Linked DNA regions of Homo sapiens: regions 1 and 2 are each linked to region 3. The links are chromatin loops, found by intact Hi-C in ENCODE. Cell type or tissue: heart right ventricle. All regions are shown on one strand.

The links. Peaks named below come from ENCODE experiments on the same cell type or tissue, not always from the same donor. Only the 100,000 strongest peaks of a DNase experiment are listed, where the experiment ranks them.
Region 1: a loop joins it to region 3, with 3 times the contacts of the local background. A loop is called at or near these places in 42 of 110 quality-filtered maps.
Region 2: it touches region 3 in a loop (6-fold over the local background); 101 of 110 quality-filtered maps call a loop at or near these places.

Annotation. Positions count from the first base shown.
Region 1 is chr1:236,530,338-236,534,337 of GRCh38, reverse strand. All of the region lies in intron 2 of LGALS8 (galectin 8), which reads right to left. Among named protein-coding and RNA genes, the nearest start is that of LGALS8-AS1, 7.8 kb to the right of the region's middle. In heart right ventricle, a CTCF peak has its summit at 2,390; no DNase peak of the experiment used is centred here; H3K27ac peaks cover 2,673 bases.
Region 2 is chr1:236,488,486-236,492,485 of GRCh38, reverse strand. No RefSeq gene overlaps it. Among named protein-coding and RNA genes, the nearest start is that of LGALS8, 33 kb to the left of the region's middle. In heart right ventricle, a CTCF peak has its summit at 2,391 (motif pointing right); DNase peaks (open chromatin) are centred at 575 and 2,248; H3K4me3 peaks cover 884 bases; H3K27ac peaks cover 1,030 bases.
Region 3 is chr1:236,107,473-236,111,472 of GRCh38, reverse strand. It overlaps the pseudogene ACO2P2. Among named protein-coding and RNA genes, the nearest start is that of GPR137B, 33 kb to the left of the region's middle. In heart right ventricle, a CTCF peak has its summit at 1,905 (motif pointing left); no DNase peak of the experiment used is centred here; H3K4me3 peaks cover 296 bases.

The DNA of each region.
Region 1 (4,000 bases), 420 kb before region 3:
GCAAGGCTCTCTATTAGGCAGACTGCAGCTTGAAAGAAGCCTAAGAGTCAGACACCCAGGAAACATAACAGACACCCAGGAAACATGGAGTGAAAATGTGATACTCTATTTGGCTGCTGAAAATTGGTATCCCTTTCCATATCTGAAAATCCCCTAGCTTATGAACATTAGACCTCATCTAGACTGCAACAAGGTAAGAGCAGGTGACAAAACTGCCCATTAGAACTTCCAGCTCAGCTTTTAAGTAAGAACCAGTGACAAGAAGAAGCCACAATGACGCAGTATTCACTCTGGCAAGGGGGCAGCCGCTATATCTGGGTTTGGAGAAAGCTACATCTGGGGTCAAAGGCAGCTACATCCGGGGTCAGGGGCAGCTATATCGAGGGTCAGAGGGAGCTGCATCCAGGGTCAGAGGGAGCTACATCTGGGGTCAGAGACAGCAGTGGCATTGGTAGAGTAGCAGAGACACAGTACCATCTGTGTCCAGTGGTGACAACAGATGCCTCTTCATGGGAACCGTCCTACAGTATGCTTGTGTATCTGTGGCTACCTATTCTCCAAGCCTGGTTCTTCATCCTGCTAGAGATTCTGAGAACTCTGCACTATCATTTAGCAAATTCCTTTTCTGCTTAAAGAGTTGGCTTCTGTTGCTTGTAACTACAAACCCTGACCAATTCAACATCTTTAAAAAAAAAAAAAATGGGGGTCAGGCGCAGTGGCTAACACCTGTAATCCCAGCATTTTGGGAGGCGAAGGTGGGCAGATCACTTGAGGTTGGGAGTTGAAGACCAGCCTGACCAACGTGGAGAAACCCCATCTCTACTAAAAATACAAAATTAGCCGGGCATGGTGGCACATGACTGTAATCCCAGCTACTCAGGAGGCTGAGGCAGGAGAATCACTTGAACCCAGGAGGCGGAGGTTGCAATGAGCCGAGATCGGGCCATTGCACTCCAGCCTGGGCAACAAGCAAAATTCAGTCTCAAAGAAAAAAAAAAGGGTGGGGGAGCAGTAAAGAAGAGTCAAAGAAATGCTTCAGGAAAATGGGATAAGGAATTCTAACTGAGGTAGCCAAAGACAGTTTATGAAGAAGATATGATTTCAGTTGCCACTTCAGGTAGAAATGGCAGTTTACAAAAGCAGAGAGGCAGGAAAAGACAAGACCCATCTTCTCTCAGCACGCAGTCAGGGAGTAGTTAAAGAAAGGTACAGCCAGGGTCAGATTTTAGAGTGACATACGAAAGAAGTGTTTAGGAACAACAGTCCAGTGGGGGTGAAATAAGCCAGAGGTCAGGAGGTCATCTGGGTGACTGACTGCTGCCATAAGCCTGGCGTGAAACGATAAGGACACATTCCAGGTCAGTGGCAATGGCCCTGGAAGAGCAGAGAAGTCCAAGAGATGTTTCAAAGGAAACTGTCTACATAAGGCCACTAAATACATGACAAAGCTGGGGAGAAAACAGGTTTTTTGTTTTTTGTTTTTTGTTTTTCTTGAGATGGAGTTTCACTTTTGTTGCCCAGGCTGGAGTGCAATGGCGTGATCTCGGCTTACTGCAATCTCCGCCTCCCGGGTTCAAGCGATTCTCCTGCCTCAGCCTCCTGAATAGCTGGGATTACAGGTGCCTGCCACCACGCCTGGCTAATTTTTTTGTATTTTTCGTAGAGATGGGGTTTTACCAAGTTGGCCAGGCTGGTCTCGAACTCCTGACCTCAGGTGATCCACCCACCTCGGCCTCCCAAAGTACTGGGATTACAGGTGTGAGCCACCGCGCCTGGCCTGGGAGACAGGTTTCAGGAGGAAGATGACGAGTTTAGTTTGTAATACTTGGTGTGAAGCGTTGGCAGAGCATCTGAGAGCAAATCTGCTAAGACTTGGAGACTCAGAACCACACGCTAGGTGAATGGCCAGAGCACACATTTAAAAGTCAGGGTAAAGATCATTTGTAAAGATATCAAAGTAGATAAAGAAATCGAAAAGCAGGACAGGTCAGGCAGCAAAGGCTCGGTGGTTTCTAAAATTAGGAGGTATGCAGAAAAGAATTAACATTGGCAGGCCTGACTGCTGTCCTGGAAAGGCCTCCTTACGAGGCAGGCCCCTGGCTGGTGTCTGGGAACTTGGGATTTGGGAAGGGCACCCACCAACCTAACTGGTAACGGGGATTTCCTGTACCTGAACTGTTCATGCAAATAATATGGTTATGCTAAACACCTGCTTTCCTTCTGGGGGACCAGAATTTTTTGATATGTGTGAGGGTGCTTATGTGACCAGCCTCCAGTAAAAACCCTAGGCACTGAGGCTCTGATGAGCTTCCCTGGCAGTCCACATTTCACAAGTGTTGTCACAACTCCTTGCTGGAGGATGTAAGCACATCCTATGTGACTCCACTGGGAGGCGACCTTGGAACTTGCACTGGATTTCCCCTGGAATTCACCCCAGGTGCCTTTCCGTTTGCAATTTTGCTCTATATCCTTTCACCGCAATAAATCATAGGCACAAGTACAACTCTATGCTGGTGAGTCATCAAAACTGGGTGTGACCTTGGGGACCTCAACATGGGGTGAGAAGAGAAAGGAGAGAGAAGAATCAGTCAGGCCAGGGCAATAATATCAAGGGAGTCAATGGATTTATAAATTTCAGTAAGAGGAAAACTGTCAATATCTTTAACATTGAAGAAGCTAAGAAGGATCCAAGCAAATAAAGATAATAAAATGGGGCCGGGCGCGGTGGCTCACACCTGTAATCCCAGCACTTTGGGAGGCTGAGATGGGTGGATCACAAGGTCAGGAGATCGAGACCATCCTGGCTAACATGGTGAAACCCCGTCTCTACTAAAAATACAAAAAAATTAGCCAGGCGTGGGTGGCGGGCGCCTGTAGTCCCAGCTACTCCGGAGGCTGAGGCAGGAGAATGGTGTGAACCCGGGAGGCGGAGCTTGCAGTAAGCCAAGATCATGCCACTGCACTCCAGCCTGGGCGACAGAGCAAGACTCTGTCTCAAAAATAAATGAATAAATAAATAAAATAAATAAGTAAAGAAAATGGATCATACCCTCTGACCTAGTGATTCCACTTTTACAGATTTATCCTACAGAAATACGTAGCACAGGCACACCAAGATGCACACACAAGGATGTACACTATAGCACCGGATATAATCGCAAAAAGACACAGCCCTTCACAAGGGACTGCTTACATAAGTTTTACTGCTAATTATGCAGCTGTTAAAATAAATGAGGAAGTTCTAAATAAAATGACATTTCCAAAATAGGTCAAATAGAAAAAGCAGGGTAGAAAACAGTTTATACGGTAAAATGCATGCACGTAAAGAGACAGGATATATAAAAGGTGATATACACAACACACACACTTTTGGATATTCATAAGTATCTCAGGAAGGATATATTTCTAAAAACCAGTAAAAAGTGATTGCCCTTGGGGAGTAAAACTAAGTACCAGGGTAGAAGGAAAATGCATGTTTCACTGAAACTCTTAAATACTGTTTGAATTTTAAAAAAATGATTTGCACATATTATCTTTAAATTTTTTTAAAAGGAAAAGCCACTGGTTTGGACATAAATGTAGTTTAAAATTTTGAAGACAGACTATCTTCCAACTATTGGGTGCTAGGAAACAAGGGAGGAGGCAAAAGTTAAACAGCAGAAGGATCCTGCTGCAGAAAACTGCAAGAGGAAAGCTGGTTTGGGAAGGAAGATGCAAGTTTGGTTTTGAACTCCTAGTCTTGAAGGGCTGGCTGAGCAACTGAGAGTTGGGGGTTCACATTAGGTGAAAGGTTGGAACTGGATACATATGGAAAAAAAAATCTATGAGTGATCGGTAAAGACATAAAAGAAAGAGACATTAAAGACAAAATTTCACTAGTAAAACCAAAAAAGAAAAGAGAGTGAAAAATCAGAGGGCAGAGCCTTAGTGAGGAAATCCACTCTCAGTCAGGAAGGCAGGCAGCAAAAAGAGAAGAAAAACAGCACAAAGGCTAGAAGGT
Region 2 (4,000 bases), 380 kb before region 3:
GTTGAGGATAGAAATGTGTTGCTTATCTTTGCATCCCCAGCATCCAGGACCCATTTTGGAAACCCACTAGGTACTCAGATGACTGATGACTGACCAAGAGTACACATGAATCAATGATTGTGTTGAAATCTACATAAAATAACTCATCAGAGACAGTGATTGACATAATCTTTAATTTTGTAGCACCCATTATTAGAGTTTAAAATAATCTGTACTTATTTAGAAGCAAAACATAAAATCATACAGGTGATAACACGAAGTCAGCTTAAAAAGTACAGCACAAAGATGTATAAACAGTATCACAAAGATTTAGGAGCTCAAGAGCCTCACCTTGGTCAGCTGAGGAACATCCTCCATGAAGCTTCGGGGACCTGCCTCAGGGGAAGATTCAGGGGTCACTGGGCTGTTACACAAAATAGAAGAGCATGGCTCAGTTCAGGATGTCCGGGGGAGCTACCCTCTTGTACATTTGCAAAAGCGCTGATAAGCTCAATCGTTTCATTTCAAGTGGCACTGTGCATTGCTTTGATCTCTTCAACGGTGGAGCTGATTTCTAGGAGGCATCCCCAGCTAAACACAGCCACTAGACCCATGCCTCACAGCCCCCGCAGCCACAGGAAGAAAGAAAACAGGCTCTCCCTCACCTTGGTTCTTCTGGTCTAGGTGGTGAGCACCCTGAGGGGCAGCAGCCACCGGCCCAGGGGTGCCAGCAGGCCCAGAGTGTGGCCCAGCATCTCAGCCACGATCCTCTGTAAACACAGGGGAAGGAAGCAAGACTTGCCCTCATCCATTTACAACCAAGTCCACAGGGTTCAGAAGGTAGAGATCAGAGAAGAAATGGAGGTGAATGTTGCTACTGCCTTGGGCTCATGTAGATAAGCTGTGTTTCAATTCAAAGAGTAGAAAATGATTTTAGCATTATTAGGACTAAAGTGTCATTAAGGATGAAAGACAAGGCCAGATGCGGTGGTTCATGCCTATAATCCCAGCATTTTGGAAGGCCGAGATGGGTGGATCAACTGATGTTGGGAGTTCGAGACAAGCCTGGCCAACATGGTGAAACCCCGTCTCTACTAAAAATTAGCCAGCCTTGGTGGCAAACACCTGTAATCCCAGCTACTCTGGAGGCTGACGCATGAGAATTGCTTGAACCTGACAGGCGGAGGTTGCAGTGAGCCGAGATGTCGCCACTGCACTCCAGCCTGGGTGACAGAGCGAGACTCTGTCTCAAAAAAAAAAAGAAACACAAGCGAACAAATTGCTTCTGCATAGTCAGGGAAAAAGGAAGCCCGTGGCAGGGAGAGGAAGGCCGTCGGCATACGGAGGAAATCTGATTTGATAAATGAGTGCATGGCTCGAAAACAAGCGACACGAAATAATGACACGGACCCAAAGGAGAGGAAAATTATAAAACAAGGAGAGCAGAAGTGGAAAGAGATGTGATAAGAAGGATAGTCTCCTCAAAACTAGATAAAACATTTACTCATCTAAAAGAGAAAGGAAGGGGGAAGAAAATCTCCTAGACCTTACTTATTAATATTGTACTTAAAAGAACATATTTTTGCATTGCACATTATAGAGGAAGGGGCAAGGATAGTGCTCTGGGTCAATATTTGCTGTAACTATGAACTTTGTCCTTTAACATGACAGCTACCTTTGGTCACAGCCGCTTCCTTGGATGCTAAATTGAAAGGGAAAGAGACCAAAAGTGCACAAAGGGCTAAGCCTAAAACTACAGGAAGAAAGCATCCTGCCGAGTGTTAAAAATAATTCCCAGAGTATGGAACTGTTATTGGAGCTGGCTGGTCACACATTGGATCCGAATGACAGGGTGAAGTAGCGATGAACACATCCACGGGACGGGGACCTTCATTTCAATTATGGCGGCCTCGTTCTGCTTATATGTGCTCATTTGTAAAACAGCCCCACTCTTCCTATCTTCCAGTGGGGCTACTTGCAAGGCTTTTAGCATACAACCAAGAATTATTTTTTAATTTTAATTTTTATTTATTTATTTTTGAGACGGAGTCTCGCTCTGTAGCCCAGGCTGGAGTGCAGTGGCACGATTTCGGCTCACCGCAACCTCCACCTCCCGGGTCCCGGTTCAGGCAATTCTCCTGCCTCAGCCTCTCGAGTAACTGGGATTACAGGAATGTGCCACTATGCCCAGCTAAGTTTTGTATTTTTAGTAGAGCCGGAGTTTCACCATGTTGGCCAGGCTGGTCTTGAACTCCTGACCTCGTGATCCGCCCGCCCTGGACTCCCAAAGTACTGGGATTACAGGCGAGCCACCGCGCCTGGCCAAGAATTAATATTAATAAAAGGCTGGTCCTGGGCTGGTTTTAGGATGTCAGCCCAGCCAGAAAGGATGTGTATAGATGTTATATTCCAGCAGGGGGCAGTACCACATAAAAATAACTCTTAAGGAAAATCCAGGTCTGCTACCACATATTTTCCATGTTGTTGAATAATAATTATTTAGTGCCGTAAAAATAGGTGACTTGTTCATACAATTGATCTTTTGAGTACTGGTGGGAAATCCCAGGACCATGTAAGCCCTAACAATGTAAAAGTCACGTGCCTTCTTTGAGTCTCCCTCCTGTGTGAGTCCTCCTGTGTGTAGATGTGTCGGGGAGTGTGGCTTTCCTTTCTGTGTGTGTAGTAATTTGCTATTGCAACCAAGGAAATGCATATTACATAGGACCTCATCAACTACCATTATAGATGAAAGTTTTGTTTAAGAGAATATACCCTAGATTTTTCTCTTTTTAAAATAGAGACAGAATTCTCACTGTGTTGCCCAGGGTGGTCTCAAACTCCTGATCTCAAGTGACCCTCCCGCCCTCAGTCTCCCAAAGTGCTGGGATTACAGGCATGAGCCACCACATCCAGCCCTGTAATTTAGCTAAAGATATTTCATTCTAGGCTGGGAATGGTGGCTCCCGCCTGTAATCCCAGCACTTTGGAGGCTAAGGTGGGAGGATCACTTGAGGCCAGGAGTTTGAGACCAGCTTGGACAGCATAGCTAAACCCCATCTCTACCAAAAAAAAAAAAAAAAATTGCTGGGTGTGCTTGTATACGACTGCAGTTTCCATTACTTGGGAGGCTGAGGCAGGAGGATTCCTTGAGCCCAGGAGGTTGAGGCTGCAGTGAGCTATAATTTCACCACTGCACTCCAGCCTGGGCAACAGAGCAAGACCCTGCCTCAAAAAATAATAAAGAAAAATAAAAAATAGATTTCTAATAGCAAAAGGACCTCATCATTAGCAGTTAAGTTTATAATATACCCAATTTAACATGGATCCCTACGGACAGAAGTAAAAGTATTAATAAACTTAAATTTTAACAATGATTTGATCAATTAGTTATAATATCCTACCTTTCCACTCTCTCCTTTGTAAAGTATCGGCATGCTTATGCTATTACAGTACTCATTTGCTATAAATTAACTTTAAATTAAATGATTTTGCATTGTTACACAATTGATTGATACTTGTATTTCAGTTGGGAATTACTGTTTGATATTTTTGTATGCAACATAGATATAAATCATACTACACTTAGTCAAAGTCTGGACTCTGAAGGAACTTTAAAAATCTTTTGATTAAATTTCTCTCTGTTAATGGTATGCTCCTACTCATCAAAAATTTTCATAAACTCCAGTCATTACAGATGTCAACATGTGCAAGAAACAGTACAGTCAAATTATAACAGCAAATTTATATCAACTCTTTTGTTTGTTTTTTTTGAGATGGCACTCTGTCTCTCCCAGGTTGGAGTGCAGTGGCATGATCTTGGCTCACTGCTGCCTCCCGTATTCAAGTGATTCTCCTGTCTCAGCCTCCCCAGTAGCTGGGACTATAGGTGTGCACCACCATACCCAGCTAACTTTGTATTTTTAGTAGAGATAGGTTTTCACTATGTTGGCCAGGTTGGTCTCGAACTCCTGACCTCAGGTGATCCACCCGCCTTGGCCTCCCAAAGTGTTGGGATCACAGG
Region 3 (4,000 bases):
ATTGCAGCCCGTGAAGTTCCTGTTGTAGGAGGTGACGATTGTGTACTTCTTCCCCTTCTTGATGTCCTTCGTGTCCCAGCGGCCAATGCAGGGGCCACAAGCATTGGCCAGGACGATGCCACCCACATTCCTCAAAATCTGTGCGTAGCTGTCCCGCTCAATGGTGGCGTGGATCTGCTCGGAGCCTGGAGTGATGGTGAAGTGGGACTTGCACTTGAAGTCATGGGCCAGTGCCTGCTTGGCCACAGCTGCTGAGCGCCCGGGATCTTCATAGCTTTAACTGTTGCAGGTACCAGTCAGACCTACTCGGATGTCCAGAGGCCATCCTTCCTTCTCTGCCACCTTGCCCACTTCTGCCACAGGGTGAGCCTGGTCGGGGGTGAAGGGCCCATTGATGTGCGGCTTCAGCTCACTGAGGTTAATTTCAATTAGTTGGTCATAATGGCAGCCAGGGTCAGGCACCAAGTGATCCTGGAATTCATCAGCTAGATTGGCAATGTCTGTCCGGCCGTCTTGCTTAGGTACCTCCTCATCCTGTGGTTGTAAGGGAACACGGAAGTGGTGGCCCCAATTTCTGCGCCCATGTTGCAGATTGTCGCCATGCCAGCACAGGAGATGGAGTCTACGCCAGGCCTGTGGTATTCCACGATTGCACCTGTGCCACCTTTCACTTTGAGGATGCCTGCCACACCTTCAGGATCACGTCTTAGGGTGAGGTCCAATTGGAGAGGGAGCCTGTTAGCTTCATGCCAATCACCTTGGGGCACTTCATCTCCTAGGGGATCTCAGCCATGATGTCCACAGCATCGGCACCCCCAACTCCAATGCAGATTCCCCCCAGGCCGCCACCACTGGGGGTGTGGGAGTCAGTGCCAATCAGAAGAACCCTAAGGTATGCATAGTTTTCCAGAATAATCTAATGAATGATTCCAGATCCAAGCCTCCAGCAGTCCACGCCATATTTGGCACCTGCAGTTGCCAGGAAATTATAAACTTCCTGGTTGATGTCCTTGGCCTGGCGCAGGTCTTTCTCGCCTCCGAGCTGGGCCTCTTTCAGATGGTCACAGTGGATGGTGGACGGCATGGCCACCTTGGGCAGCCCACTGCTGATGAACTGCAGCATGGCCACGTGGTCCGGCCACAGCCACAGGTGTCTTGCCCTGCTCGATTTCCTGGCTGGCCGGGTCATCCAGGTGTCCATACACGATCTTCTCCAAGAGGGTCAGAGGCCAGTTCAGTCGTTTGCAAACAATGTTAATGTTCTTCTCTAGCAGGTCATAGTGGATGTACTCATTGGGCTCAAAGTGGCTCATCGCCATCTTGGCCCGTTGGCACAGGACTGAGGCCACATGGTATTGCCGCACACCCAGAGCTTTCTGCAGCCGGGTCACCAGTGGGCTGTAGGGAGCCATTTTGTGCACTGACAAAGATGAGGTCGTGTGAATCTACCTCTTTATCAGCGATGTCAATCTCTCCGGTTGGCTGCTCCAAGACGCCATCCCTAACCCCGTCTGGTTAGGGATGAGATGAGACGCCTCTTCTCACTGTTGTCACATCAGCCTGAGCAACCTCATCACACGGACTCTCTGTCGCTTGCTCATCGCCCACCAGACATCCAGGACCTCTGTGTGGCTGGCAGATGAGTGAGCATGAAGTGTGCGGATCTGGGAAGCCTCTGGGCTCCGGCACCAGACACACCTGGCATGATTCCTGCCTCCTCCGGTTGCTGGCTGGAAACCCTTTCACCAGACGCCTAGGTTGCTTAAGGTTCATTTTCCTCATCCGCAAAGTGAACATCCTGTTACTCATCTTGCAGGGATGATGGAAATACTGAATTATATCTACAAATAATTGCATATATTAACAATGTCAGCCACATAGTAAATTTTCATTCCTTGCATATATCGCCACCTAGTGGACATCTTTAACCAATAAGATTAAATCCGCTTGGACATTCCAGGCACGATTTCACACTCCTCCTTTCCATCCTGCCATCCTCAGCAACTCGCTGGATACACCTGGACTGGTGCTGTCCGGCCTGCAGGCCGCCAGCCCCATGTGGCTGCTGACCACTTCAGCTGTGGCTAGTTGGAATGGAGACGCGCCCTCAGTGTAAAAGGCATACTGGGTTTTGAAGACTTAGTAGGTGCAAAAGAATGTAAAATACTCCAACAATTTTTTTTTTTTTCTGAAATGGACTTTCACTCTTGTTGCCCAGGCTGGAGTGCAATGGCGCAATCCCGGCTCACCACAACCTCTGTCTCCCAGGTTCAAGCGATTCTCCTGCCTCAGCCTCCTGAGCAGCTGGGATTACAGGCATGCACCACCACGACCAGCTAATTTTGCATTTTTAGGGGAGATGGGGTTTCTCCATGTTGGTCGGGCTGGTCTTGAACTCCTGACCTCAGGTGATCCACCCGCCTCGGCCTCCCAAAGTGTTGGGATTACAGGCGTGAGCCACCGTGCCCAGCCCTCAACAATCATTTAAAATATTGATTATGTTATTATAATTATTGTCATATTTCTTTTTACCTTTTTAAATGAGGCTGCTAATGGCCAGATGCAGTGGTTCATGCCTGTAATCCCAGCACTTTGGGAGCCGAGGCGGGGTGATTACCTGAGGTCAGGAGTTCGAGACCTGCCTGGCCAACATGGCAACACTCTGTCTCTACTAAAAATACAAAAATTAGCAGGGCATGGTGGTGCACACTTGTCATTCCAGCTACTTGGGAGGCTCAGGCAGGAGAATCGCTTGGGTGCAAGAGGCGGAGATTGCAGTGAGCTGAGATCGGCTGAGATCGTGCTGCTGCACTCCAGCTTGGGCGACAGAGCAAAACTCCGTCTCAAAAAAAAAGAAAAAAAGAAGCTGCTAAAAACTTTAAATTGCATATATGGCTCAGCTTTGGGGCCTGCATCATATTTCTATTGGACAGTGAGTGCTATTCTACTCTCAAAAAAGAATCTGGAGGCTTGTGTCAATTCATTCACTAAGTGTGTGTGTATGTAGGCGGGTGTTTCAACCCTCATGATTGACACTTTTCGAAGAGGCCACAGATAAGGAGCCAAACTATACCCAGAGATGTTCCAAGCTGGATAACTGTGTGTCACAGAGAGGCTTCAACAAAAACAGGAGTCAAAGTCACTTGTTCTGATGTTTCACCCTGCCTCTCTGGACTTTCCCTGTGTGCAGCCCAACACTTCACATCTTGGAAGGTGGCTTAGGCTTCTTTCGCAATCTCTAGCCCCAAATCCATTTGCTCATGTGCAATCTAGCAGTCAAGTATCTGGTGCTGTTTTGGTTTTGTTTTGTTTTTTGTTTTTGAGACAGAGTCTCACTCTGTTGCCCAGGCTGAAGTGCAGTGGCATGATCTCGGCTCACTGCAACCTCCGCCTCCCAGGCTCAAGTGATTCTCATGCCTCAGCCTCCCGAGTAGCTGGGATTATAGGCATGTGCCACCACACATGGCTAATTTTTGTATTTTTTAGTAGAAATAGGGTTTTACCATGTTGGCCAGGTTGGTCTCGAACTCCTGGCCTCAAGTGATCTGCCCCCCCTCGGCTTCCCAAAGTGCTGGGATTACAGGCATGAGCCACTGTACCCAGCCTCATGCTGTTTTTGTTTGCTTTGAGACAGGATCTCACTCTGTTGCCCAGGCTGGAGTGCAGTGCCATGATCATAGCTCACTGCAGCTTCGAACTTCTGGGCTCAAGCAATCTTTCCGCCTCATAAGTAGCTGAAATTACAGCCATGTACCACCATGCCCGACTAATTTATTTTTAACACAGATAGGGTCTCACTGTGTTGCCCAGTCTGGTCTTGAACTCCTGGACTCAAGTAATCCTCCTGCCTTTGTCCCCCAAACAGCTGGAATTACAGGGATGAGCCCAGCACACCAGCCCAGCCTGTGCTGTTGAGGTGGAAAGGGCTTCAGATTTTCCAAGATGCTTTCAACAAGAAGCAGTCATCATGCAAGCTGGGAAAACATCCACCTGGCAGATG